3 separate regions of the Mus musculus genome follow, and all the other regions are linked to region 3. A link is a loop called in an ENCODE intact Hi-C map of the cell type or tissue named here. Cell type or tissue: heart. All regions are shown on one strand.

Region 1 (8,000 bases), 160 kb before region 3:
GTCTGATTCTACACCCTGGGGGCCTGGTGGCCAACAGGAAACCCAATAGACGGACAACCTGACAATGGTATCACCTCCGCCTCCCCTGCCGCATGCTGGAGAGATGGCCTATGTTCTTTCTGTTGCTGTGATAAAACACCCCGACAAAGCAGCAGAGGGCAGAAAAGCTATCATTTCAGGTCTTGAGGGGCATCAAGACCTGAGCTTGAAGACAGAACTGCACGTTAGCCCGCATAGCCATTACCTCTGACCAAGGAAGTATGGGAATGGTGCGAGCTGACTGACAGGAAGGCTCATGCTCAGCTTTATACAGTTCAGGAACCCCCAGCCTAGGGAATTGTGTTGCCCACAGTGGGCTGGGGTTACATAAGTTAAGACAAACCACAGACCTGCTCACGGGTCAGGTCAACCTGATCTAGCCATTTCCTCAGTTGAAATTGTGATTCCAGATCAATTCTAGGCTACATCAAGTTGACAGTTAACCAGGACCAGAGGTCAGCAAGAGACAAACACTTGATTCCCAAGGCCTCACAATAAATAGCCCTGTAGATCTGGCCACTAAGCTCAGAACCCAAAGGCACAGAGCAGAGCTGCCTAAACAGGTGGGAGGGCTACCTCAATGCCCCTGTCGGCTCTGACTCCCCTTGAAAAGCCCATGCCTGGGGCTGAAGAGATGGCTCAGAGCACCGGCTGCTCTTCCAGAGTAGGGAGCTGTATGTACCCTTGTCAGCTCAAGTCAGGCCATCAGAGTCCCTTTCCCCGCTGAGGTCTCAGCCAAATTATACATGCCATCCAAGCATATAGTGATGAGACGGCTGCCTGAGCTCAGGGTGTAGGAAGGAAGGGGAATCCTCAGGTCACTAGAGTTCCCAGCTCTTTGGTCTCCCCGCCCTGCTGAGACATCTACCGCAGAGCTCAGGGGCCAGACAGAGGCTCCAGCTCAGGCCCGGAGCTGCCTGCTCTCCAAGTGCAGAGATGGATCCAGAAGCCGCACCCCTGCCCTGCCCCCACTGCATACTGTACACACATACCTCGAACAAAAACACACCACAAATAGACACCAAAGTCTGAGAAAAGAGTAGGGAGCCCTGACCCCGCTGTGGAAAAAGCTGGCCAACCCCTGGCCAGTCATGAGCGTCTCTGGTCTGTTCTGCATACTGGGCGGCTGCGTGTGGCTGAAAGAAGACGTAGTAAGACTAAGGTGCTTGCGTGATATGTGGTCCCCAAATAAAGGCCCTCACCACAGGGCTTTGCCTAACCCCACTGCACACCCACGGTCAGACTCCGGCTGACCCCCAGCTCTCTCTCCTATGGGGCTGTGGTAAGGGAGGTGGAGACACAGTCACCTGGGAACTCCTGGACCCCTGCTGTGGCCTCCTCTTCCCGTTTCTCTCCCCTCAACGGGTTTTGCCCCCAGTTCTTTAATCAAGGGTGGAAAGTGAAGGTGAAGGCCACTAGGGACGAAGCCTAGGGCTCAGAGAAGCCAGACCATCACAAAGCTGGCTAGAGAGGCTACTGGGCTTCCCTCCACGGCCTCTCTCTAAAGCTATGTCTCCTTGATTTGAGAACAGAGCTAGGGATGCACTGTTGCAGACCCTTCTCTGGTGACAACAGGCTGAGTGAGGGAGCACCGTGAAAAGCATTGAGAAGGCCGGGTGGCGGGAGATGGCTCGTTTGGTAAAGTGCTTTCAGAGATACATGAATTCCAAACCCACATAAAATGCCGGGTTCCACAGGCCTCAGTAATGCCAGTAGGAAGGAGGCAGAGACAGACAGATCCTCGAGGCTCCGTGGTTGTCTGGCCCGCTTGACTGAATTGGAGAATCCCATGTTTAGGGAGAGTTCTCATCTCTCCCTGAGGTAAAGCTAAGGTAAGGAGAGACAGAGAGAGAGAGAGAGAGGGAGGGAAGGAGGGAGGGAGGGAGGGAGGGAGGGAGGGAGGGAGAGAGAGAGAATGATGTCTGACACTGACATCTCTACATGCACACACACACATACACACATACACATGTACACACACACATGCCCTCACATATACACACGCACACATGCACACACACACACATGCAGGCACACATACACGCACTCCATGCACACAGAAGCAAATTCAGCCTCCTAGCTTTCAGGGGTATCAGGCCCCATCATCACCGAGTGTAAATTCCAGCTTGAAGGACAGAATTATCCCTGCAATGGCTAGAGGTGGCCTTTAATCTTCATATTCGTTAGCTACTGTCCCCAACCGGCCTATTCAAAATTACATCATTCATTCATCCATCCATCCACTCATTCACTCATCCATTCCATGGCATTCCTACACACTCACTTCCAGTACTATCGGCAGGCAGAGAGCAAGTGACTAAGGACCGCACCCTGATGGGTGTAGAGGCCATGTTCCTAGAGGGCAGCTGAGTCCGACACAGAGCTGCTCAGAGGACAGAGTGCTGCAAAGCAAGGATACAACCAAGGACAAAGTGGAGTCCCTCTGGGGCAAGGGGCCAGCTGGGTAACATCTATGCCGGGGGGGGGGGGGTCTAATTCTTCCGAGTAGCCAGATGCAGAGTCGGGGTACTGCAAACCACACATTGATCCTGGGAAGATCTGGACCTGCAGGTTCCCTGTCAGGGCAGCATCAAGAGCAGTAAGGGCAGATGGGGTGAGAGTTCCTGAGGGACTGACTGTGTGAGCCTGCCTCATTTCTACCTTATTCTCAACTGCGGCCTCACTCGATACACCATCCACAGTCTGCTTCCCAGACCACAGTCAGAAACCAGCCCTTTAACTGGGACGGAAAAGGGGACTTTGTAGTAGGTAACCTTGTCCCCAAAGTTGTTTTCCCTGTTTTTGGATGACTGTTGATAAAGCCCAGTTCCCACGACCCCCCTGTCAGGCTCCGCTAACTTGCTGGAGCCCCTCTGAGAACTCTGGGAACTGTTCCCTGGCTCTTTCTGACTTGTAATAAAGGACTAGACGTGACAGAGACAGTGGAGAGAGGAATGAATGGCCCAGGTCAGGGAGGGCACGGGGCACCCTGGCTGCACTGACCAGAAAGCGCTCAGAACACTGCCCTCTTGAGGTACAGTGTTGCCTAGCACCCAGGAAGCCCCAGCATCCCAGAAAGCCAGGGGCCTGTAATCCTAGCACTTCAGAGGCCTGGGCAGGAGGATCAGTGTCCGCCTCAGCTCTGTAGTGAGTTTGGGGCCAGTCTAGGATCCATGAGATTTTTTTCTCAAAACAAACGACAAAGATCCCCCTGTTCTCTTGAGGATTTATGTGGGAGCGGCTGGTGACATCTAGACCTTCTTCCCCTCTCAGTAAGCTGGAGGGAGGGCAGGGCTGAAAGTTCCCACCCTCTCCACACAGCTAGTTAGTTTCCCTTAGCAGCCAGCCCCATCCTCAGACTGTCCAGCAGCCCTCAGGCCTGGTCAGCCCTGGCCACAGAAAGACACCACTGCAGAATTTTCCAGGACGTTAGGAGCTGAGTGCAGGCGACTGGACAAAGGTCAAATATGCATGTGACAGCATTACAGGTACTGGCAGCTCTGGTGAGAGCCAGAGACTGAGGCACCCTCACCTGTCCCCACTTGCGACACCCACCTAGCTGACCTATCCTGGGTCTCTTCAACAGGTCCCAAGTCTACTTTTCTGGGAAGGACTTGATTGGCCTCGCTGGAATCCGAGCCTCCATTCTGGTCCAGTAAGTTATGGCCATGAGTCAAGTTTGTCTGCTGGTTGCCCACCTTCTTGATTACAAAGGGGAAGAGTTGCCAAAAACAGGCCAGACTAACAGGCTAGAAGCTAACTGTGTCCATGTGAGTTCATCCTGTTTTGGTCTTGCTTAACACACACATACATACAACACACAAACAGACACACACATATCATCCACAATACACACACATATACAACGTGCACACCAATACAAGACAAGACACATATATACACAAACATAACACACACACTTAATATACCAACAGACATACACAAATACACATATATACACATATATAAAATGTATAAAATGCACAACATGAAAAACAGACACATACACCATATACAATACAGAGCCACATACAGAAACACACAGCACACACAACACAGAGAAACACAAACATAAGAGAGACAAGCACATACACACACACAAACACAGCACACAAGCAAGCACATGCACACATATACACAGAAACACACACACACAGCACACAAGCAAGCACATGCACGCTTGTTCAATCTCTTTAGATTTCCTTTATTTTTTATTTATTTTTTATTTTTTGATTGAACTCACGTCCTCTGGAAGATCAGTCAGTGCTCTTAACTGCTGAGCCACCTACCTGTCCAGCCCCTCCTCTGCTTTTCTAAGACATCCTCATTCCTGTTGCCCTCTTTAATGGTTCTGTCCTCAGCCCTACCTTCTGCCCCTCTCCTGTTTTGCTGTCCCTCCTCTAGGTGGCTCCCTAGGACTCCTCAGTGTATGAACGATCAGTCAGTTAACCACACCAGACTCTGTAGAGCAGAGGCACAGAAGCGATGTGGAAAGCTGTGCTCTGATGTTAGCTTGTCTGGGCTTACCCGTGTAAGGAAGCAAGGCTGCCCCAGGCTCCGCCCACAGGGAAGTTAGCCATTGTGGGACTCTCTTCTAGCCCTGCCTGAGAATTTCTTGGCCAGGCTTTTTCTTGTAGAGCTGTGATGGCCATGGCCATTCCCTGCCTGGTGCCGGGACTTTGGCAGAGCCATGTCCCTAAGGATGGGATGACACAGTTTGCTTCTCAGATCTCCATCCATCATAAAGCCCTAGTGGATTACCTGAAATTTATACTTTGCTTAGTTATGTGTACAGGGCTCTGGTAGAACATGGTGGTATTCTTTTTGTTGTGGTTGTTGTTGTTTTTGGTTTTTTGTTGTTTTGTTTTGTTTGTTTTTTAAAGATTTATTTATTTATTATATGTAAGTACACTGTAGTTGTCTTCAGATACACCAGAAGAGGGCATCAGATCTCATTATGGGTGGTTGTGAGCCACCATGTGGTTGCTGGAATTTGAACTTCGGACCTTCGGAAGAGCAGTTGGGTGCCCTTACCCACTGAGCCATCTCACCAGCCCCTGTTTTTGTTTTTTGAGGCAGGGTTTCTCTGTGTATCCCTTCCTGTCCTGGAACTCACTTTGTAGACCAGGCTGGCCTCGAACTCAGAGATCCGCCTGCCTCTACCTCCTGAGTGCTGGGATTAAAGATGAACACCACTGCCAGGCAGTGTTGGCACACGCCTTTGATCCCAGCACTTGGGAGGCAGAGGCAGGCGAATTTCTGAGTTCCAGGGCAGCCTGGTCTACGAAGTGAGTTCCAGAACAGCCAGGGCTACACAGAGAAACCCTGTCTCGAAAAAAACAAAACAAAACAAAACAGGAGACAGAGGCAGGTGGATCTCTCTCTGAGTTTGAGGCCAGTCTGGATTTCAGAGCAAGGTCCAGGAGCTACACGGAGAAACCCTGTCTAAAATAAAATAAAATGTGTATAGGGGCTGGAGAAATTCAGTGGCTAAGAGCACTGACTGCTCTTGCAAAGGACCCAGGTTTGGTTCCCAGCATCTACATGGTGACTCACAACCACCTGTAACTCTAGTTGCGGTCTTCTGACCTCCATGTTTATCAGGCACACATGTGGTGTGTGTGTGTGTGTGTGTGTGTGTGTGTGTGTGTGTGTGTGTGTGCAAGCAGGCAAAACACTCATAGCCAGAAGAATAAAATAAATACATATACTAAGATGAAAAATTACGTGTATATATGTGTCTATGTAGCAATCCCTGCAAAGGCCATAGGAGAACATCAGATCCCCTGGAGCTGAAGTTACAAGCAGCTGTGGACTGCTCAATGGGAGAAGCAAACTTGAGTCCTCTGCAAAAACAAACAGAACCAGCTCCTAAGGTCAGCATTGTCTCTCCAGCCCCATCTCTGCAATGTTTATTTGGAGTCATACCTCTTGTCTAGGCCAATGCCTTGAAATCCTGTCCACTTGAATCTTTAGCCTTAAAGTGGGCAGGCCCCAGGGTGTGGGCTTCCAAGCAGTAGAGGAAGAGTTGTCAGCTCAAGGGTGGGATGGGGAAACCATTTTCCAGATGGGCGTGGAAGGCTTTCTCTTTCATTTCTTGGAAGATGACTTCCCCTCCAGCAGTTTCCAGAAGGCCCCAGGCTTGCTGTCTAACAGGAGGAGATAGTTTACAGGGACCAGTGGTCAGAGTCATCAGCCCGATGATGGCTCTTCTTAAAGAAATCTGTTCCCTTGCCGGGAGCAGTGTGCCAGTTTAGGGTTCCACATAGGGTGTGTCTTCTGCCATGTATTTGAGCCTTAGTAGTCTTTGACTCTAGGCGGGGAAAAAAGAATATACCTTTACAAAGTTAAATATAAACTGGCCAGTGGTGGTGGACTCCTTTAATCCCCACATCAGGGAGGTAGAAGCAGGTGCTGGGGTCTTGGGCTTACTCCACAAGCACTGTATAAGACCTACACCCCAGCTCTCTTTCTTTTTCTTGAACAGACAGAATAATCCTGAACCTAGTCTTACAGCACCTAGGAAGGCTGGTAGACATAAGTACAAGCCTGCCTATCTTGTTACTAAGTTTCTTAATGGTTGTCCCAACCTGGAAGTCACAGGAGGCCAATGATCCTAGCAGAGCCGGTCTGGTACCATGTAATACGGGTGGCCAGCCTCCAAGCCAAGAACAGAGAATTCCCTACTTCCCCTTGCCTGGCCTCAAGTCAGCTAATTTCCTATTTTCTTTGGTTCTCATAGCATTCCCTGGGAAATTACAGATGGACTCCCGTCTCAGTTTGGGCTTTATTGCTGTGAAGAGACAGTATGACCATGGCAACTCTTATAAAGAAAAACATTTAATTTAACCTAATCAGAGGTTTGGTCCATTATTAGTCCATTATGTCAGGAAGCATGGCAGCCTGCAGGCCAACATGGTGCTGGAGAAGGAGCTGAGAGTTCTACATCTTGATCTGAAGGCAGGAGAAGGAGACTGTGTCTAGATGTGGCTACAGCATAGAAGACAAAGCCCGAGCCCACAGTGACACATATCCTTCAACATATCCTACCTCCTAATAACGCTACTCCCTGTGGGCAAGTATCCAAACACATGAGTCTACAGGGGCCAGTCCTCTGTCAACCATCACATCCCACTCCCCAGCCTCCATAGGCTTGTAGCCATAGCAAAATGCAAAATGTGTTTAGTCCAACTTCCAAGTCCCCATAGTCTACCACAGTTTCAACAATGTTTAAAATTCTCTTCTGAGATTCATGGCAGTCTCTTAACTGTCACCCCCTATAAAATCAAAATCACAGAACAGATCCTGTGCTTCCAAACTATAACGGCCCCGGGGTAGACATTGCCATTCCAAAACGCAGGGACGGGACCACAGTGGGGAAAACCCTGGACCAAAGAAGACCAAGCCCAACTGGGCAAACGCCAAGCTTTTCATCTCCGTGCCCTGACGTCATGTCTCACACTCCTTTCAGCTTTGTCGTCTGCAATATACGTCTTTCTCTTGGGCCAGTTCCACTCCCTGTCAGCAGCTCTCCTTGACAGGAGCCCACAACTCCAGCATCTCTAACCTCTTGGGGGTCCTCAAGGCAATCCAGGCTCCACCTTCACAGCTTCATGCAATGACCTCCATGCAGAGACAGCCCTGCCACACAAGCCTGGCCTCTGCGGCTTTCCTTAGTCTCAGAGATTCCACATTCTCCTTTTTCTATCATTGACTCTAAGGCCAGAACCACATGGCCAAAACTGCCGCGTTCTGCAGCTTGCTGGGGCTGGACCATGGCCCCCTTGTTCAATGACATCATCACCAGCTTTCTGCTTCGGATAGTTTCCTTCACTGCCTGAGCTTGTCGGTTCCTCTGTAGACCAGGCTAGCCTTAAACTCAGAGATCTGCCTGCCTCTGTCTTCGGAGTGCTGGGACTAAAGCCGTGTACCACTGTGCCTAACATGTTCTTTAATTCCTT
Region 2 (8,000 bases), 64 kb before region 3:
ATAAATCTTTGTTGTTGTTGTTGTTGTTTTTTCGAGACGGGGTTTCTCTGTATAGCCCTGGCTGTCCTGGAACTCACTTTGTAGACCAGGCTGGCCTCAAACTCAGAAATCCGCCAGCCTCTGCCTCCCGAGTGCTGGGATTAAAGGCGTGCGCCACCACACCCGGCTGAAATAAATCTTTATAAAAACTGAGTTGAGCTGGAGAGATGGCTCAGAGTGTGGGAGCACTGACTGTTCTTTCAGAGGTTCTGAGTTCAATTCTCAGCATCTACATGGTGGCTCACAACCATCTGTAATGGGATCTGACATCCTCTTATCGTGTGTCTGAAGAGAGCGACAGTGTACACACATACATAAAATAAATAAATCTTTAAAAAACTGAGTCAAGGGGCTGGCGAGATGGCTCAGTGTTTAAGAGCGCCGTCTGCTCTTCCGAAGGTCCCGAGTTCAAATCCCAGCAACCACATGGTGGCTCACAACCATCTGTAACAAAATCTGATGCTCTCTTCTGGAGTATCTGAGGACAGCTAAAGAAAAAAAAAAGAAAAAAGAAAAAAAAAACTGAGTCAAACTAAATCCTATCTCAAAAATAAAAAGTTGTTTTGGGCTGGGGAATGGTTCCATTGGTAAAGAACCTGACAAAGCCTGACTGCCCGAGGTTTGGATTCTCAGAACCTACATTAAAGGCTGGACCCAGGCTGGAGGGATGATCCACGGGTTAAGAGCATCTGTTTCTCCTGCAGAGAACCTGGGTCAACTCTCTGCACTCACATGACTTCACAACAGGAGATATGATGGCCTTTTCTGACCTCCTAACAAACCTGCACACGTACAGGTAAAACACATTCATAAACTTTAAAAAACTAGAAAAAAAGAAAAAAGAAAGAAAAATTTAAAACCTGGACACAGCCACATGCATGTGTGTGTGTTATCCCAGTGTTTGCTCTCACTCTGGGACTGAGAAAGCAGAGCCCTCCAGCAGTCAGGGCAGATCTGCCTGGCAAACACCACTAAATGTCAGCGATGTAGGAAAATCACCATATGATCAAAATCTATGACACTGTCCTAAAGGGTTTTTCTCTGCAAAGGCACAGGGTGCAATCTTATAAAATAACTCATATCAAACATTTAATAACTTTATTAAGAAGGCTGAGGCAAGAGAATGAGAATTTTGATGCCAGCTAGCATTAACATAGCAAAACTTTCTCTAACAAAGAAAGATCTGAGGATATGACTCAGTGGTTAGAGCCCCGGCTGATTTCCCAGAGGACCGGGCTTTGGTTCCCAGCACCCACAAGGTCATGCATAACTATTAACTCAGTTCCAGGGAATCTTGTGCCCTCTTCTGGTCTCTGTGGGTACTGCATGCACATGGTGCACAAGCACATGCAGGCAAAACACCCATACACACAAAAAGGAAAATAAAAATTAAATTCATTAAATTGGGCATGGTAGTACATGCCTATAAAAATAAATACAAGTTGACAATGTGCTCAGCATGCAATGTATACTTCTTAAATAACGCAACACCATACATGATTTTAAACCACAAAATGAGAGACTGGAGAGACAGCTCAATGTTTAAGAGCACTGGCTGCCTTTGCAAAGGACCTGGGTTCGACTCCCAGTATCCACACAGCTCTGGCTCCAAGGGATATGATGCTCTCTTCTGACCTCTGTGGACATCAGACATTCACACGGTGCACATATGCAAAATAAAACTATAGAAAAAGATTTAGCTAAATAAAAGTTAAAGATTGAAAAAAAAAAAAGGAAATCTAGGCCAAAACTTATTCCCCCACAAAGACTGCTCAATGTTTCTGAAGTCTGTGCAGGTGAATGTAAGGAACTAAGAGTTGCTGGAGTGACGTGAAACAGGCATTTGAACACCCAGACAGAACAGGCAGAACACTGGTTCCCAAGCCCATCACACTAACTGTGTCCTGAACAGTGGTCACTTAGTCCATGTGTGCTCCATCTCTGCTGTGTGTGTCTAGACAGTATCTGCCTATCTGCACAAGGCACAGCACATAATGATGCAATTAGGCTAAGCAATTCTCCCTTTGACCAGCAACACAGCTCACTGTCAGCTACCTCGAGTATTACAAGAAGAACATGTGCCTGGAGCCATAAAAGCTCTCGGCTACCAGAACACTTCCTGAGAGGTCCAGTCACCCAGCCAGACTTAAGTTGCTTTCTTTCCAGGCCAGATTTGCAGATAGTGAACAGCTGGCCTGCATACCTGCAAAGCGGAGCGGTGAATCTTTATCCAGGGCGATGAGGGGAGGGTCGAGCAGCACCGTGTTATCGTTCTCGGTGACTATCCCATGGTAGGTGGGCTCGAGCCATGGCTTGTGCTTGTTAACTGGTGGGAGAAAAAGGGAAGCAACAGTAAGATGCAGATCACTGCTTCAGCGTCCTGCTGCCTTTGAAGATGAACATGTGTCGTCTGGCTTCCACACAAGTGCACATGCACACAGGAAAGCAAAGCCAGAGGCACATAAATCAAAGAGAGCAAAGAGACTGATCATCTGAAAAGGGCGAACTGTGGTTTGATTATGGGAGTGCCCCATGTAAAATCTAACCCAGATCATGAAGACAGAAATTGACTCCTTCCCTCCACAAGAGACTCCTGCGACATGAGCTCTGACAGAGCGACATCAGGAGGGTCATCATTCCTACCCTCTGTCCCCAAGGAGGCAGAATGGGATGGCATAATAGCAGGGATGCCTGAGGGCATTGACGGAATCCAGTAAAGCTCACAGCAGCAAGGGCCAACCTTCATCAAAGGTTCATGGAACATAAGACACCTCTACTATGCAATTGGAGATGGGCAACTCATCCACTGCTGAGACCCCAGTATATTTTATATGAACCACACTAAGAAGGAAGCTGGGACAACTCGGGGGATCAGCCCGATGCAAACTGCTCACAAACAATGAAGACTCAGACACATCTCACCATGCTCTAGTTTTAGGGTTCTGTCTCTCTGTCTGTTTGTCTCTATCCCTTTCTCTGTGTGTGTCTCTGTCTTTCTGTCTCTTTCTCTGTGTGTGTCTCTGTCTCTGTCTTTCTCTCTCTCTCTCTCTCTCTCTCTCTAACATAAATACCCTAGGCTGGCTTCAAATTTAACCTTCCTGCTTCTGCCTCCCAAACTGCTGGGATCACAGCTGCACACCACTGAATCCAACCACAATCATTCATTTTACAAGGCAAACTATTAATTTGGCTTGTAACTAATAGCAACATTTGATACAAACTTGTATTGATGCTTTGTTTTGCTAATAAAATTACAAGTATAATAAAATAAAATTGAATTTTATTCCAACATTTGAGTCCATAAGACTCTTAGTTCAACATGGTGTCACCTTGTTTTTTCCAGAACCACAGGGATATAAAAATAGTAAGCATAGTGAAGTGTGGGGCACCTGCACTGTCCTAACACAGAATGGGCAGGCTCACCATAACAGAAAGGCTACAGCTGAAAATGGTTAACAAATCTCAGAGCAGAAAATAACTTTATGGTGCTTCACTTCACTACCATTCCAGGATTCTAATTTTGTAATTCACAATTTCTCAATTGCTCCTTTAAGATGGCAGTATAAGGAGAAATATGGCCATTTTCAGAGGCTGAACTTTTCAATAATTAATGAATGATATTTTTAATATTTCATCACATTCAATTTGCATTATGAAACATTTATAGAAACAAGTGACTGATGTTTCTGTAATCATCTTCTCTCCAACCACCAGATTATGGGCTGAAAGTCAAGGACCCCATTGGCCATCTCGAAGCCCTAGGGCCTCACTCCACTGCATGCCAGAACATCAAAGCCAGCTACATTCCTAACAGCAAACCTAGCGATCACACCTGTTAGAGTGTGGGTTTTCTGGGGTTACTCTCAGGCAAAAATGATCTTTGTGACCTCCGATCTTAATGATTAAAAACTTGATTTTAGAATCTATGAATGCCAGGAGGTGGTGGTGCATGCCTTAATCCCAATACTTGTGAGGCAGAGGCAGGTGGATTTCTTAGTTTGAGGCCAGCCTGGTCTTCCGAGCAAGTTCTAATATAGCCAGGGTCACTCAAGAAAACCTTGTCTCAGAAAAACAAAAACAATCAGTAAGAACAGTGAAGCTCAGGGTTAACTTCAAATAGGAAAGTTTATCCCAGCACATCCTAGTTTTGTGGGCTAAAGAAGGCTGCTCTCCTGCCCAAGTCTCACGAGCAAGAGATTCTGCCAGGTTATTTTCAGATCCACTCTGTGCCACAGAGCCCAACACCAAACACACTGGTCACATCTTCCTCTTCTGCTTTATACCTTTTATGTGTAGAAATCCATTGGCTGATAGAAAGAATTTGACATATGCTTCCTATATCAGAACACCTATGCTGGCCATACTGTAAGTTTCAACCATCTTTGATGCATTTCGACTATAAGTGAACCTATAAAATATAAGTGAACCTATAAAATCCAAGACAAACTGAATCTTGGTCCATCAAAAGACTCTGCAATCCTGGGATACTGCCACCAGGTGGCAGCAGGTGCTCGGGTGTGCATGCTTGAAATTATGCTTTGATTGAAAAATAACCTCTAGCCCACCCCCTGGCTACTAAAGGAGTATCGGCAGCCCGCATTGAGATGCTCTGAGTGGCAAAGTACCTGCGACTATGTTCTAAATTCCTACTTAGCATAGTGTCACATGCCCACAATCTTCTGCAAACTCAGGAGGCAGAGGTAAGAGGATCACAAGTTCCAGGGCAGCAAGGGCTTTGAAGCGAGTCTAGTCAAAAATAAGTGAGTACATGTAAAGTCTCTAGCTGACTCTATCTTTCCCCAAATACACTGGAACAGGGCAGGGGCTGGAGAGTCAGCTCAGCGGTTAGGAGCATTTGCTGTTCTTGAAGAGGACCCAGGTTTAGTTCTCAGCACCCACATGGTGGCTCATCCTCTGCGTGGGCACCAGGCACACACATGGTATGCAGAATGCATTCAGGCAACACACATGAGAGCTCGCGCATGTGTACACACACACACACACACACAGATATATATATATATATATATATATATCCAAAACCAAAGCTGAACACTAAAACAGGTTGGTACAGTTTGGAGAGCGTGTGTCCCCTTCTAAGGCCTGGATGCTCTAACTTGCTCACCAGCCTGTGGTACCATTGGGAGGTGGCAAAACCTTCAGGAATTGGGACCAGGTGGTAATTTGGGGGTGTGGTCTCGAACAGAATAGTGGCCCACTCACTCTGTGTCCTTCTCACTGTTTCCTCTCCGCTTCCCAACCCTTGTGTGTGAGGGGTCACTTCAGATATCCTGCTGATGTATCAGTTATTTACAGTATGGTTCATAACAGCAAAATTACAGTTATGAGGTAGCAACTAAAGTTTTATGGCTGTAAGTCACCACACCATGAGGAACTGTATTAAAGGGTGACAGCATTAGGAAGGTTGAAAACCACAGCCCTAGAAGGTCAGTGGCCTCCAGGACACGCCCCAGGCAGTGATACACTCTGCAAAGCCCAGAAACAAGAGCCAATGGACTGAGGACCGCAACTCTGAACTTATATGCCAGCGCACCTTTCCTTATTTAGGGTGATTTTCTCACACACTTTCCACAGCAACAGAAAGCTGACAGAAGGGGGGCTGGAGAGATCCAAACTGGAAATGCAAAAGGCACACTCTTGGGGCTGGAGATGGCTCAGCCATAAGGATCAGGTATTGCTTTTGCAGAGGACCTGAGTTTGGTTCGAAGCATTTTCTGTCCCAGCACATACCCACATACAAACACACACAGAGACATAATTTATAATAATAAAACCAAACCTTTAAAAGGAAAACACATTCTCAGGCCACCAACATAGTTTAGCAGATAGAAGCACTTGCTGCCAAGCCTGACAGCCTGAGTCTCAGCCCAGGAACCCACAGTGGAGGAGGGGACCAACCCCAGCAAGCTATCCTTTGAACTCTACATGCACACTGGGGTGTGTACTCATATGCACTTGCACACACGCACACCAATAATAACCTTAAGTATAAAATGTAAAAATAAAAAAAACACTGGGCTGGAGAGATAGCTCAGCAGTTAAGAGCACTGACTGCTCTTCCAGAGGTCCTGAGTTCAAATCCATCATCTGTAATGGGATCTGATGCCCTCTTCTGGAGTGTCTAAAGACAGTGACAGTGTACTCATATACATAAAAATAAATAATTATTTTTTAAAAAATAAAAAGTAAGGAAAAATTAAAAGACACACCCTCAGACTGAGTACTGTCTCCATGTATAAATTCTGTCCAGTTCAGACCTTGTGGTCTTCTAGCAAGCTGAGTGTCAAAGGTCCTTAACTTCTCATAGCTGTGTGCTGCAGGCAATCTTCCACCTCCTGTGCAGAAGGAAAGCTACTAGGTGTTGGGCTCTCAGAACACCTGGGTAGAACCCAAACATCAACTCCAAATGTGCTCCAAACCACGTGAGCTCTGCTCATCAGTGCCTCTGCCACCAGTGTGGTAGTGAGCCTGCACCCAGTGAGGGTTACTTCACAGTGAGGACCAACACACACAGGCAGCTGCCAACACAAACGTGCCTGCTCCAATGCCAAGGTCAAGCAGAGCAAAGCAAGATCTCCCTCTCTAGAGAAGCACTGGCTGTGGGTTTGTGGCTAGCCTGATCTGAGCGTGAGCTCCAGGCCAGCCAGAATGGCACAGTGAATGCTGGGACTAAAGGCAAATACTACCACACCAGAACTAAAACATTAGAAAGAGGAGGAGGTCAGAAGAAGCAGGAGCCCTGGGGTAGGAATGGATGGGTTTGTGACAGCATTCTGCTCAGCCTGGTGGAACTTCATGGAGTGGGGTGTGGAGGGAAGGGTGCCAGCTTTTTTCCTCCTCTTTCTTTCTGCAGACGTGATTTGGTACCCGGGGCCTCATGCACACTAGGCAGTGCTGGGTGTAGGTGATGAGGTGGTTACCAAGGTAACCACCACAGACCTGAGGGCTGGGAGCAAGCCAACTATCTCAAGTAGCTGTGAAGGCGGGCGGTGGGCCAGACTTCTTAGGCACAAGCCCATGACCACCACCACCCCTGCATCAGCAATTCCTCACACCCCAACCAGTACAACTCCCGCTAAAAAGGATCCCACTCTCAAACCTTTGGAGGACAGAACCTGGGCCTTTAAGGAGAGAGAAACTTCAACTAACTGAAGCAAAATGCAACTCGGCACCGCTGCTCAGCTTATCCCCAGCCACGAGCTTGGTCAGGACACCCGTTCCCTCACTGTAAAGTGTTTTCAATTTATTCCGAGTGATTTCCCCCTAAAAGCCAGGACTGGGCAAGCAGCTCTGGGCTACGCGCTCTGTGGGCCTCTGTGGGCACACACACACACAGCACACGCCTGGTGCACTCACACCCGTGCAGGCCATACACTCATAAAATGAAAATAAGCTGGAGAGATGGCTCAAAAACTAAGAGCACTGACTGTTCCCCCAGAGGTCCTGAGTTCAATTCCCAGCAACCACATGGCAGCTTACATCCATCTGTAATGGGATCTGGTGCCCTCTTCTGGTGTGTCTGAAAACAGCCACAGTATACTCACAGGTCTTTTTGGAAAAGAAAAAATGAAAATAGGCAAATGTTTAAAAGGAACAAGTTAACTAGCTAGATGTAAGTACAATATTAGCCCTCCAAATACTGGATGGCCCTAGCATCTTCCCTGGTCAAGTCAAGTTGTTTGTGTCCAGGCAGCCATAGTCATAAACTCTCTAAGACAAATTCTAGCCCTGTTTCCTCGAGAGATGACTTGGACCAACCTCACTCAGAACACTGTAGTGAAGCATCAGCTGCTCAACAACTTTAATCCCAGACGAGGAGGAGCGCAGGAGGGCTGAGGAACTCAGAAATCTCTGAGTTCCATGGGAGGCTGGGAGGGGCCAGGTCAAGGTGGTCCTCATGTCACAGGAATGAAGGAGTCACACCCTGAGCTACAGTATCC
Region 3 (8,000 bases):
TAAAGGTCCTTGCAGAGAACCCAAGTTCAGTTCCCAGCACCTATGTCAGGTGACTCCAGCTCCAGGAATTCTAACATCCCCTTCAGGATTCCATAGGCACTTCACTCACACATGCATGTACCCGCAGATGTGTACACATACCTTCCACACACCACACACATCCATGTAATCAAAAAGTAAAATAAATCTTAAGCAAAACATAACAAAACTTAGGGACCAGCTAGATGGTTCAGTGAGTAGAGCCAGATGCTACCTAGACTGGCAACTGGTGCTCTACTTTTGGGCACACAGGTTGGCAGGAATAACTCCCACAAGCTGTCCTCTGACCTCTACACACATCCCATGACGCGTATGGCCTTTACAAACCAGAGGTCTGGAATACCTGGTACTCACTGGATGCCCTGTTCCATGTGCAGCACCAGAGCATAGACCGCCCAGAGTGGGCACGTTCAAAGCTTCCTGCAGGTTCAGGGGCCAGAACAGCAAAGCAGCAGAACAAGCCCCCAATCTCCCTCATCCCCTCAGTGACACCATGTAGCCAACTCAATTATACTTGACCCTCAGGTCATATGCTGTCCTGCTTAAAAAGACATATGAAGAGCTGGGTACTGATCTAGCATGAGTGGGGGCTTAGGTTCAATGCCTAGAACAGAAAGAAAGCAAAAGAAAGAAAGGCAGGCAAACAATAACAAACCCCTCTTTGGCCTGTAAACCACCCACAGATCTATCTTAACATAAATGATAAAGATGTACAAATGATGCTGATCAATATCTGTCACATCTGGAACCCACACTGGCTGCCTCTGGTTTTAAGCTACCTCTCTATGCCAGGGAGAACACGTCACAGGGCTGTCGTGACAGTCACTGGGAGAGCCTTGTACATTACTTTGCAAGGAACTTGGCACAGAGAAGGAGCCTAACACATGCCTGCCATTATGATTAACAGTAGAAGTGAGCTCTAACAGGAAGAGACTGGTCAGTAACTTAGGATAAGACAGATGCTGCACATTACACAACGGCCAAAACATTTTCTTGAGAAGCGTTGAAGAGCTCAATGAGAACGCCTGAATATCAAAGCAGTTAGGCTGTAAACTCCAATAGAAGTGACTGCCTATCTTGTAAAAGCTGCCAAAACAGGAAGGAAAGGAAACAGAGTATGTATATAGAGTATGTGTATAGAGTAGGTATATAGATTATAGAGTATGTATATAGTAGGCTACATAGTAGGACCCAATCCTTGAAACTTTCGCCTCTCCTCTCCCATTTTCTACGGTGACCATGTATCACTTCAGAGCCAGGAGAGACAATGCACACCTATGGGATAGCACTGAGGAGAAACGGATGCTCACCATTCTGTGCCTGCCTCAAGAAGCTGCAGCCTCCCGCCCCCCACCCCCACCATGTCTGCAGCTGGCCCATCTCAGAAAGGCCAACTTCCCAGAGAAGCATTGATTTCCTTTAGTTCAAAGCAGAGTCCTGCCTGCCTGTCGAGTCCGCTTGGCCATCCTTGGGGACCAGAGACAGTACTCACACAAGTCACTGCCTCTCTAACTCCTAGCCCCAGAACTGCTCAATCACCACATTCAACCGTATTCACCAAGAGCCTGGCGAGTCTATGCAGCCGCACAGATGCCCACCTAGAAGGAGGCTCAGTATCAGTCACAGAGGGCCTGGCCTGAGCTGCAGGAGGCTGAGGGAGGAGTCCTGGAGCCCGACAGTGCAGAGGCAGGAGGGGTGAAGCTGGCAGTGTGGATGAACTCAGTTCCCGTGTCTACCAGGGTGTGAGAGGGCATGGTGTAGGGTGGCAGGGAGCCACTGGGACTGTGACTCACAGTGCTGACTTCTTCTGAGTCTTCCAAAGTCACTCTGGCTATGGCAGAGGAGGTGGACCAGGGGACTAATATCAATCAAGATGTTGGTTTAGAAGCTGGGGTGTGGTAGTGCACACCTTTAATCCCAGCACTCAGGAGGCAGATCTCTGAGTTCAAGGCCAGCCTGGTCTACAGAGTGAGTTCTAGGACAGCCAGAGCTACACAGAGAAAAACCCTGTCTTTAAAAACCAACCAAACAAAATGATGTCAGTTAGGAACTCTCAGCAAAACCTTTTAAAAGGGGATGGAGAGATGACTCAGTGGTTAAGAGGCTCTCTGGATTTGACTCCCAGCACCCAAATGGTAGCTTCCGACCAACCATCCACACGAAACTCCAGTTCCATAGCATCTGGTGGTTCCAGCCTCTGCTGGTTCCAAGCACACTTAACTTACGTACAGGGAAAATACTCAACTTACATACAGGGGAAACACTCGTGCACACAAAAAGAAACTAAGCTGTAGTTTAACTCCAAGAATAATTGAGCTAACAGGGCTGGGGAGTGGCTCAGAGGCTAAGAGTGCTGGCTGCTCCTTTAGAGAACCTGCATTCAGACCCCAGCGCGCACACACACACACACCACATACACACATACATACACTCACTCAGTGGCTCACAATCATCTGTAACTTCAGTTCCAGGGGACCCAATGCCCTGTTCTGGTCTCTGTGGGCACTGCACGCATATAGTATACATATATATATATATATATACACATACATACATACAGGTACACACAGATAAAAATAAAAATAAATTAATCTTTAAAAACCCCAAAACAACAACAACAACCTGGGAGGAGGAGGCTAGTTGGGAGCACTGAGGCAGGGAGATCCAAGGCCTCGGAGCAGTACTGCGCATACACCTGGGCTGTGACCTGCTCCCTCACCATGTGAGCACACAGGGAAGAAAGGGAGCCGAGAGGAGGGGCCCAGCTGGACCTGCTGAGCACGCAAGGTCGGGTGTGTCACGACAGACAGCCGACAGCTCTGGGGGTCAGGACTGGGCTCTGGGCTGAGGGCATGTCTGGAAGGTGCCGCCCTGAAGTCTATGGAAATCACGGAAAATAGGTCAAGAGGGAAGGGGTAGGAGAAAGGACTGAATCTAGAGGCACCAATACACTGGAGAGGGCCGGAGGAGGGAGGGGAGCACTAAGAGGAAGAGGAGGAAGCAGGCAGTCACAGTGATCACTGCTTAGTAGAGATCGGTCAGGCTGAGAACTGAGGGACCACTGTTCAGTTCTGGGAGGCACTGGGCCCCCGCAGGAACCACTTGGTCAACGTTACAGTGCAGACTTCTGCCCCTGCATCTTTTCCAGCACCTGCCTACTCTCTATAAACACTGCTGGGCTGTGGTGTGTAGAGGAGTACGCAGGTACCAGACCCTTCCAGCCTCAGGGGGCAAGAGTAAATGAGACTGGGCACTGTCCTATGGCTGATTCCACCTCAGGATCTCTGTTGAGAAGGACAATCTAAAGGAAGATGCTGGAAATCCTGTCTAGGTCTAGGAACCCTAGGGTGGAGCCTTGTCATCTGCTGAGAGAGAGTGCCACCTAGTGGACAGATGTATAAGATCCCTTGGCCGCCTAGGCAGAGACAGCAGGACATTTGGTACATGAGCTGAGTCAGCCTCACATACAGACAGAGACATGAGCGCCTGGCCTAGACTATACACTAGCCCGGGGTAGATGTATAAATCCATGGGTTTATTTGTAACACAGAGAAAATTAAAGAAAGCTTGAGAAGATCCTTCAAGTTGGTGCCTCCTGAAGTAGCATTTGCTCTGGGTCTGTGTGACTTCCAGAGGTATGGGGCATCAGCAGCACAAATGTTCCACACCCTTCGTCAGATATGATTCTCCCCCAATCCAGGAAACCCCATGCCACGGCAAAGAAAGTGCCTATGGGTGCCTCACACCCAAGAGGCCCCAGATTCCAGAGTGTCTGTGGCAGCCACACCTGCCTGCCCACAGCTGCTTCTCACTACATCAGCAGTTCCTATAGGAGCCAAGGCGCACTGAGCCTCCTTTTTGTGAGACTGAGTTTCAAGTAGCCCAAGCCAACCTTCCACTCACTGTGTAGTCACGAATGACTTACCGGATCCTCCTGCCTCCCAGGCGCTGGGACCTCAGCGGGTGCTGCTACCCATCTCTTTGGTGCCGGTAGGAAACCCAAGTTTTCATGGATGGTAGGGAAGCACTCTGCCAACTGAGTAATATCTTCCACCTTAACCGCGACCTTCCTAAACAGCAGAGCCGACTGTACTTATATTCTCAATTGTTGGTTCTGCAAAGTAAGTTTTCATACGTGTGTGTGTGTGTGTGTGTATGCTTTATATATACATGAAATAGTCTTATATATCTCAGGCTAGCTAGGATGTATAAGAGTATACCAACATGTTCAGCTAAATAATAAATAGTAACTTTTAAAAGGATTTACTTTATTATGTTGTTGTTGTTGTTAAGTATGTGTGTGTGCATGTGAGTGCAGGTACCTACAGGGGCCAGAGACGTTAGACTACACTGGAATTACAGGTAGTTGTGAGTTGTCTGATATGAGTATGCTGGGAATTGAACTCTGGCCATCTGCAAAAAATAGTACTTGCTCTTAACTGCTGAGCCATCTCTCTGGACCAACATATAACTTCTTAAAGGCGGGGAATATAACCGAATACTAGAGTGCCTACCTAGCATGTCCAAGGCCCTGTGTTGGATCCAGTAAAGAGTTTTCACTTCTTACAAAGAATGCATGAACAACACACACACACACACACACATACACACACACACACACACACACACACACACACACACACAACAGTTTACAAAAGCCACTAACTTGGAAAGTAAAAGTCCATTAAGGAAACCTCTGCCCAGTCACTGTTCTCTCAAAGGGTGCAGCCCCAGGGGGAGAGCACAGGCTGGCATACATGAGGCTCCAGGGTGGATCCTCAACACCACATAAAACACTTTTCCTATTAACAGCCTAGTGCGTATCCCCTTGGCTGTTCTACATCCATTCAAGACAAGAGGACACGTGGTGGGTGTGGCCACGTCTGCCACAGTCCCCAGCTTCTTTACCTTCCCATTTAGGGCATCCCACTAGGGACATCTGCACAGAGACTCAGAAACTCAATGACTCGGGATCACGTGGGAGGGAAAAAAGTCCCCTGGAACTAACTCAGAAGTCTTAAGTGTTTTAGGTGGGGAAACCCAGACCAGCCATCAAGAAGAAAAGGACTCCAGAGGGAAGGAAGGCAGGGCCGACTGTAAACACACTTGGCTGTGCAGCACACTTGAGCAGGCACGCCTGGGCACAGTTTTGTATGATATATGCACAGGCCCAAATTGCTGAGTTACTAGAGGTTCCCTGAAAGCTTTCTCCTGAGCTGGCTGGGGCAAGCACCAGAGCTGAGGAAGGAAGCAAGCCCTGGATCGAGGGCTGAGCCCACAACCTGAAGGACGGACGGGGAGGCCGCCCAGTGTGCTACACCTGCTTTCCTCCCCAGCAGCCACAACACAGAGAACACACTCTGTCCTGCTCTGCTCTGCTCTGGTGGCTGCTCCTGCCTGAACATGCCACAGGCCATTAAAGTACCTTTTTTTTTTTTTTTTTTTTGAGACAGGGTTTTTCTGTGTAGCCCTGGCTCTCTTAGAACTTGATCTGTAGAACAGGCTGGCCTCCTGAGTGCTGGGATTAAAGGTGTGGCCCACACTGTCTGGCTCACTAAGATACTGTGTAGCCCCAACCAAGCATGAAAGATTAACAGAAAAGGACCAGGAAGAGATGCTGCTCAGAAGATGTGCTGCAGTGTCAGGCGGGGCTCTCAGAGGGGAGGAGGCGCCTTAAGAAGCAAAGGGCCATGGAGCTCACAACCCAGCAGCCTTGTCAGCGAGGAATAGTTCAACTCCTGGGCACCTCTGTATCGTCAAGGGCAATGACTTCCTGCTTCCCAAACACTGCCTACTAACTGGAAGTAATACAAGCAACAGCTGTCAAGGGCCAAATGTTGTGTATTGATCCCTGGCACCGCCCCTGTTGTACAATAAATACTCGAGTGGAACTTTTGACCGTCAGGAGCCCTTTTGCATGCGGAGGTATCAGGCCTCTTCCTGCTGGTGGCAGACCCACCAGTCACTGCATGGTCGTACCTGATGGGGACAGTGTTCTCAGAACACAGAGCAGTTTCACTGTCCCTGAACTAGGTGCTGAGCGGTTAGGGGACAGGCTGAGGCTTAAGGGATGCGTTAATCAGACCATCTATGGCTGCGCAAGGCCCCCAGACATGTCTACCTCCTCCTTCCTCCAGGCCTAGAAAGAGAACCACCAGCTGCCTTGTTGGATCCCCGCTGCTGGGACCAGACAGGAGCCTGCGGATGGAGGCAACAACAGTCTGCTCTCCCTTCCCTGAACTCCTGGATCACCCATTCGGCTTTGTAAAAAAAAACCACTGCTCAGTGCTCGGGCTTGGCTGACGCCTGGCCCGTGGCTCACCCTGGTCGATGGAGTGCTGTGGCAGCTGGCTGAGCTGGCTGCTGACGACCCCAGCATAGGTGCGCAGAAATTCCTCCTCACTGGCGGTCAGCTGAAGGGTGAGAGTGCTGTGATGAGATGAGGGTGAACCTGTCCCCCCAAGTCCCTGCACCTGCTGTCCCCCACACCTCCCCCTCTGACCTCGTTAGTGTCTAGCAGTCACGTCTTGCTCCCATCCTGAAAACCAGGTCCCTGAAGTTCACACGCCTGGCCACTCCCTTTGATCTAGCTCAGTGCCTGTTCTGGCGCAGGGCAGGTAGGAACGTTCAGGCCCTGGCCACACAGCGATGGCAGTCAGCAATCTCAGGTCTCTCTATTTCTCTTTCAGAAGACGCCCTTGTGCTTGCTACTACAGCTCTCCTCAGTGGCCACCCTGCCCAGCTGCCCTGTGTCTGCCCCCAGAAGAGAAGCCTCTCTGAGGCCACTGGGGATCAGAAAGGAGGGCTAAAGACCTCACTGTCCCTGGCTCAAAATAAAAAGTGCAGTGGAGAGATAATCTCAGCAGTGCTCCCTGAACTGTGGGCTTGGGGGGCCTGAACTGGCAACAGGTGATCCCCAGGCCCACAGCCCTTTCCTGGTTCCCGGGGATCCAGGAGGCGCCCTGCAGCCCACAGGCACTCACGTTTGACCCCATCTTCCTCAGCATGAGCAGCACGCGGACCTTCTGTTGAATGTACATCTCCTCCGGACTCTTCCCGGGTGCTCCCTCGCGGTTCATCCCCCTGGCCCAGTTCTGGGGACACCTGCAAGGAGACGGGGAGAAGCGTTATGGGGAGAACGTCAGGATGAGGTACACTCTAACATCGACCCCTGTAAGTGATGCACCCCATTCTCAAACAGTCCCTGCCCAGCAGGGACCTCAGCTCTCACAGCACAGGAGAGGTTGTAGGAGGCGGTGGGTCGTCCATGTGTTCTGGCCTGGGGCCCAAGCAGGATGGCTGAGGAGCTCCTACTCCAGAGCAGAGGCTGCAGGTGACAGCCAAGGACAAATGAGAAACGGAGCCCCAAGAGTTGTAGGTTTCAATGCAAGGAACAAGCACAGATAAGGAGATTTGAACAGAGGTGGCTATATGGGGCCTTTGGCTTAAGAAACCCAGAGATCAGCGACAACACCCTGTGCAAAGCCCCTACTGAGCTCAAGCGGCCAGCTCCCGGGCAAGGCACCAAGGAGTCCCTCCATGGGGTGTCTGCCCAGGGCACCCTCACACACCCACCCCACCTGTCAGAGAGCTCCTGAAGATAGCCGTGAAGGCCAGCAGCTGTGTCCAGGTGTCTACAGCCAGCCCCAGAGAGAGCAGCCCAGAGCTGCCTCCTCCTCCAGAAGGAGCTGTGGGGAGAGGAGGCAGGATCTAGGGGCTTGGGTTACACACTTGAACTCTTGGACAAGTCAGAAATAACGCAGCAGCTGGTGGGGTGGAGCCTCCGCAGCCCTGCTACCAAGGAGCTGCACTCGGGGAATGAGGGAGCGAGCGCAGGACTGACAGGCTAAGGACAGTCCTCACACCATCTCCTCTCGGTGCCCCGTGAGTCCTAGACAGGAACATGCTGGACAAGGCAATCCTCTATGCCAAGGGCGTACCCAGGAATGTGCCAAAGCCTC

The links. Hi-C counts contacts between places; a loop is a spot of excess contacts. Peaks named below come from ENCODE experiments on the same cell type or tissue, not always from the same donor. Only the 100,000 strongest peaks of a DNase experiment are listed, where the experiment ranks them.
Region 1: it touches region 3 in a loop (2.3-fold over the local background); 11 of 42 quality-filtered maps call a loop at or near these places.
Region 2: it touches region 3 in a loop (9-fold over the local background); 27 of 42 quality-filtered maps call a loop at or near these places.

The regions. Positions count from the first base shown.
Region 1 is chr4:149,707,238-149,715,237 of GRCm38, reverse strand. No RefSeq gene overlaps it. Among named protein-coding and RNA genes, the nearest start is that of Tmem201, 27 kb to the left of the region's middle. In heart, CTCF peaks have their summits at 3,062 (motif pointing left) and 4,437; DNase peaks (open chromatin) are centred at 3,057 and 4,537.
Region 2 is chr4:149,608,415-149,616,414 of GRCm38, reverse strand. It overlaps Clstn1 (calsyntenin 1), which reads right to left. Exons shown (of 19, transcript NM_023051.5): 2 at 2,243-2,365. Among named protein-coding and RNA genes, the nearest start is that of Clstn1, 26 kb to the right of the region's middle. In heart, CTCF peaks have their summits at 1,354 (motif pointing left), 4,537 (motif pointing right) and 7,585 (motif pointing left); no DNase peak of the experiment used is centred here.
Region 3 is chr4:149,544,854-149,552,853 of GRCm38, reverse strand. It overlaps Ctnnbip1 (catenin beta interacting protein 1), which reads right to left. Exons shown (of 5, transcript NM_023465.4): 3 at 7,023-7,143; 4 at 6,362-6,452. The coding sequence starts at 7,118. Among named protein-coding and RNA genes, the nearest start is that of Mir5616, 11 kb to the right of the region's middle. In heart, no CTCF peak of the experiment used is centred here; a DNase peak (open chromatin) is centred at 3,433.